Linked DNA regions of Homo sapiens: region 2 is linked to region 1. A link is a contact called in ENCODE Hi-C or POLR2A ChIA-PET data. All regions are on one chromosome and are shown on one strand. The core of a region is the stretch at or near the end of the contact, and the rest is flanking DNA. Distances in the headings are between cores, read along the strand shown. Region 1 holds the start of LINC01280 (long intergenic non-protein coding RNA 1280). Region 2 holds the start of IGFBP-AS1 (IGFBP5 antisense RNA 1).

Evidence for each region. Hi-C counts contacts between places; a loop is a spot of excess contacts on that map. ChIA-PET counts read pairs that join two places held with the same protein, here RNA polymerase II (POLR2A). Pooled maps may share reads with other maps.
Region 2: a loop to region 1 is called in a pooled map, with 3 times the contacts of the local background. The contact joins the promoter of IGFBP-AS1 here to the promoter of LINC01280 in region 1. A Hi-C loop is called at or near these places in 3 of 50 pooled maps. POLR2A ChIA-PET finds 5 or more read pairs at or near these places in 4 of 52 experiments (GM12878, HEK293T and WTC11).

What each region holds. Positions count from the first base shown.
Region 1 is chr2:216,605,518-216,608,217 of GRCh38, reverse strand. LINC01280 (long intergenic non-protein coding RNA 1280) reads left to right here and starts at 1,280. Exons shown (of 4, transcript NR_110392.1): 1 at 1,280-1,356.
Region 2 is chr2:216,692,998-216,695,697 of GRCh38, reverse strand. It overlaps IGFBP-AS1 (IGFBP5 antisense RNA 1), which reads right to left and starts at 1,252. Exons shown (of 6, transcript NR_187138.1): 1 at 937-1,252. It overlaps IGFBP5 (insulin like growth factor binding protein 5), which reads left to right and starts at 149. Exons shown (of 4, transcript NM_000599.4): 1 at 149-1,259. The coding sequence starts at 923.

The sequences.
Region 1 (2,700 bases), core at 31-2,530:
GGACTCCTTTACAGTAACACAATGACGCCCCACTGTCCCACATTTCTTTCTAATGGTCTGCCTTCTGCTGCCCTTGTGGAGTCCCGATTTTAGTGCCTATTTTGTGATTCTGGTTTTGTGGCCTTTCCCTCTCATGGCTTAACACCTTCTCTTCAGACCCCCATAACTGCCCTTGGCTTCCCTCATCAGCTCCAAGGGGGCCTCAGGGTGGACCCAGTGCTCGGGTCCAATGCAGAGATCCCAGGTTTCATCTTGTAGGTCCCGTGAGTCAAGACAGAGGATGGGATGGAAATGTCACCATGGAAAGAAGCGAACTTTAAGATCAGTAATTATTATAACAGCCATCAAAGAGTGGGAATAGAAGCTACGTCCTCAGAGATTCCCAGAAAGAGAGTCAGTGGACAATGATCTTGGTGGTTTGGTCAACTCAAGTCAAGAAGCGTCTACAAATAATCACACACCCTCCCCACTGTGTGCCTGGTGCCCCACGGTGCTTATGTCATGTACTTGTAGAATTCTTGCAACAGTCCCATGAGGTAGGAGTCAAGATTGTCCCCATATTACAGAGGAGAAACTCAGATCCATAGAGGTTAAGTCACTTGCCTCCAGACATTTATCCTCTTTCCAAAACTGGACCCAACTCCTGAGTGTGGCTCCGAAAGAGTGCTTTTCAAATCACCTCTGGCAAAGCACCCGTTTTTGCACCTTAGTTCATCACAGACTGACACTTAATACAATCATAAAGTGAATGACTAGCAAAACGATTAGGCGTTGGAAGGTGCAGAGATGTCAAATAGTTCCCGAAGTTTCTGAGTGTTCTCCGTCTCTATCGCTATCACGTTGTGGTGCAGCAACACACACTGCCCCAGCAGCACAGGCCACACGCACCTGGCGTAGCGCTGTGCCAATCCATCTCACTACACACTCAGGCTCTCAGGATGTAAAGTACTTTTGGGAACCACTTGTCTATATTCCAGCAGCTGAACTGTTCACCTCCATGGGTTCATGACTCTCCTGCCGCGTTTCTGGTTTTCGTGATTTTGGGAGAGGCACCCCGTATTGTACAGGAATGAGATTAATTCGCCCCTCAAGTCCCTTTCAAAACCAAAATGCTAGGATTCCATCTCCTTTTACAGCACCCCAGTTCAGCAGGACGTCTGCAGGGCCAGCTGATTTTGTTCTTGCATTCATTAATAAAAGTAGTGAATGCAACAAGAGCCACCCTTTTCTTTTCTTTGTCTTGTCTGAAAGAGGGCAGGGAGGGAGCAGGAGAGCCCGCAGACGCAGGGGACGTGTCAGACGTGCGACAGGAAGGGCTCAGCGAGGCGAGAGCGAAGCTGTGAGGAAGGAAGGCAGGTGGGCGGAAGGCGGGTAAGGGGGGCCAGGAGGGGGCCGGGTGGCCCCGCAGACAGACACATGGAACCAATCACCCCAGGCAGGGGGTGGGGGTGCACCTGAGAATTACAGAGACACCTGGCCTGCTTTCTGGAGTTGGGGAGGATTGAGAGCTGATGAGGAAGGGGGTTGATGATGGAGCAGGCTGGGCGGGAGGGAAGCACATGGGAGCTCACTCCGGGACCTTATTGTGATATCTGGACTCTTGGTGATTGGAGGGTGGGTACTTCTCATTGTTTGTACAGTCAAGGTCCAGCCAGGGAAGCAGGAGGGAGGGAGTTCGCTAAGTCTTATTCAGAGACTTTAATGAAGGTAATTGGTTACAGAGGTGCTAGAAAAACCTCCTTGGACTGGAGGGGTGACAACAAGAGGTGCTTTTTCAGAGCCCAGGAGCAACGGTCACCCTATTACAATACAATACAATTCCCTACTACAATTGTATTAACAATAACAGTTATTGTATTTAACACTAGTTAAATCTGAATTTCAAATAAATAACAAATAATTGCTAGTATTTTAAGTCAGTATAGAGTGCATTAAATGCCACAGAATTGTATACTTTAAAAAGGTTAAAATGGTAAGATTTATGTTATGTGTACTTTATCATAATCAAAAATGTAATATAAAAATGTATCCAGTTGGACCAGGCACGGTGACTCACGCCTGTAATCCCAGCACTTTGGGAGGCAGAGGCGGGTGGATCTCCTGAGGTTAGGAGTTCGAGACTAGCCTGGCCAACATTGTGAAACCCTGTCTCTACTAAAAATACAAAAAATTAGCCAGGTGTGATGGCACACGCCTGTTGTCCCAGCTACTAGGGAGGCTGAGACAGGAGAATCGCTTGAATCTGGGAAGCAGAGGTTGCAGTGAGCCGAGATCGCTCTACTGCACTCCAGCCTGGGCGACAGAGTGAGACTCCATCTCCAAAAAAAAAGTATCCAGTTTATCTGCAATTCACATTTAACTGGTGGCCTGTATTTTATTTTAAAAATTTAGTACTGTACATCTAGCAGGTACTAGAATGATGGTGGGGGCTGCCCCCAAGGGAGCTGCGGCCACACAGGAGTCAACTGCTGCCCAAGAAGGCAGGAAGTAGAGGGACTGGAGAAGGAGGAATGGCCGGCTTCTCCCCTCCTTCTGGTGGCCCTCCAGTGATTTACCAGTTCCTCCAATCAGCCACAGCTACCTGGAAGCCAGAGGGCAAAGGCACCTCAGAAATGCAGGTGCAAGGAAAGGACTGAAGAGCAAGCATGCAGTCATTTTAGATGACCCAGGAAGGCTTGACCTGCCTGGCTCAATAGCCAC
Region 2 (2,700 bases), core at 3-2,502, 88 kb before region 1:
CTCCCCACCCCCACCCCGTGTGAGTTTGTACTGCAAAGCTCCTTGGCATCCTTGCCTGAGTTGGGTGTTGGGAAGCTCAAATTGCAGCTACAAACTGGCTGGCAGCCAGGGGCCGGCTATTTAAAAGCGCCTGCTCTCCCGGAGCCCCGTAGTCTCTTTGGAAACTTCTGCAGGGGAAAAGAGCTAGGAAAGAGCTGCAAAGCAGTGTGGGCTTTTTCCCTTTTTTGCTCCTTTTCATTACCCCTCCTCCGTTTTCACCCTTCTCCGGACTTCGCGTAGAACCTGCGAATTTCGAAGAGGAGGTGGCAAAGTGGGAGAAAAGAGGTGTTAGGGTTTGGGGTTTTTTTGTTTTTGTTTTTGTTTTTTAATTTCTTGATTTCAACATTTTCTCCCACCCTCTCGGCTGCAGCCAACGCCTCTTACCTGTTCTGCGGCGCCGCGCACCGCTGGCAGCTGAGGGTTAGAAAGCGGGGTGTATTTTAGATTTTAAGCAAAAATTTTAAAGATAAATCCATTTTTCTCTCCCACCCCCAACGCCATCTCCACTGCATCCGATCTCATTATTTCGGTGGTTGCTTGGGGGTGAACAATTTTGTGGCTTTTTTTCCCCTATAATTCTGACCCGCTCAGGCTTGAGGGTTTCTCCGGCCTCCGCTCACTGCGTGCACCTGGCGCTGCCCTGCTTCCCCCAACCTGTTGCAAGGCTTTAATTCTTGCAACTGGGACCTGCTCGCAGGCACCCCAGCCCTCCACCTCTCTCTACATTTTTGCAAGTGTCTGGGGGAGGGCACCTGCTCTACCTGCCAGAAATTTTAAAACAAAAACAAAAACAAAAAAATCTCCGGGGGCCCTCTTGGCCCCTTTATCCCTGCACTCTCGCTCTCCTGCCCCACCCCGAGGTAAAGGGGGCGACTAAGAGAAGATGGTGTTGCTCACCGCGGTCCTCCTGCTGCTGGCCGCCTATGCGGGGCCGGCCCAGAGCCTGGGCTCCTTCGTGCACTGCGAGCCCTGCGACGAGAAAGCCCTCTCCATGTGCCCCCCCAGCCCCCTGGGCTGCGAGCTGGTCAAGGAGCCGGGCTGCGGCTGCTGCATGACCTGCGCCCTGGCCGAGGGGCAGTCGTGCGGCGTCTACACCGAGCGCTGCGCCCAGGGGCTGCGCTGCCTCCCCCGGCAGGACGAGGAGAAGCCGCTGCACGCCCTGCTGCACGGCCGCGGGGTTTGCCTCAACGAAAAGAGCTACCGCGAGCAAGTCAAGATCGGTGAGCGCGCTCAGTGTGCCAGTCAGTTACGCGGCGCACGGGCGGGGGACACGAGACCGGCTGGGCCCGCGCGCTTTGCGCAGCAAGTGGCTTCGAGCTGGGGTGCAGCTCGGGAGTAGTCGGGGAGGGTCCTTGCACCCCGGAATTGGAGCCCTGGAGGATCCTGCTACCCGGGGGAACTGTCTAGCCGAGTCTATCCCAGCTTTCGCTCTTTCTCCTTCCTCCTACCCACACGTTGCCCGCCCCCTCCCCCTACTCTGTCCGAATACTGATTCTGAGCTCTTATTCGGTCACAAGGTCCAAATCCCCTGGTACCCTATCTACAGTCTGAAAGAGTGTATGTTACATTATCAACTCCCTCCTCCACCCCCCTCGCGCCCCGCATAGGTTTTTTTCTGAACTTGGAAAAAAAATCTCTTTTGTTAAAATATTATTTTAATTGCGGCCTGGAGAGAGAGGCATTACCTATCTTCTGAGCTAATTCCACCTTTGTCCCTCTTGGCCCCTCCACCCCCGTGCCTCCAGACGTTTCTATCCCTCCACCCCTACACACACACCACAAACACCCCACATCCTTGGTAGCTAATGCCTTTCGGGTGGGAGCCCTGAAGCCCCTCCCATGTGCATAACCATTGCTTTTTATTGAAGATGATTGCCTGTGGTAGATGGTAAAACATATTTAACTGCAAAATGACTTTTATTTTATCCCAGGAAGGGAAAAAAATACTTTAGGAGTGCGGGGGTGCGGGGTGGGGGTGGGGAAGAGTAGAAAGGAAGGGTTTGGTATTCTGTGCCTGGTGTTCGTTTCTGAATCTAATTCCTTTTCCCCCTCTCCAATTCAGATTTTACCTAGGATGAAAGGTGGACATAGGGCTGGGAGGCAAAAGGGGATGTGAGATTCAGAGCTTTCAACTTCCTCGCCTATGCAGATTCCTGGCACCACCACCACCTCCACCCCCGCCCCGCAATTCCTCCCTCCGCAATCCCCCCACCCCGCCCTCCCCAATCTCTTAAACCAGATCACAAGTGGGTGTGGATTAAGTGCATGAGGGGCCCTGGAAACGCAGAATGCAAAATTCAGGGGGCGGAGACAGAAAAGCCACGCACTGGGAGCCTCGCCTCCGCTTGCCCCGCCCCCGGGTTGCGCCGCCCCCAAATTCTCGGCGCCAGGAGTCTAGGGTTGAAATGATTGACACAGCTACTTGTTCAATCAGAACAGTTCTACCCCCTTAGACTGAGTTTCTTTTTGGAAAGAGTTACCTGATCTTTAGTTAAAAAAAAAAAAAGTTAAATAAACTACATAAAAGTCTGGGTTCTAAGACGTCAAACTGGCTATTGATTCTCTCCAAAAGGGGTTAAAACTTGGCTAAACAATGTTTATTTGGCGTAGTTTAGTTACGGAGACAGTTTAGTTACGGGGGCAATCCCCTTCTCCCTCCCT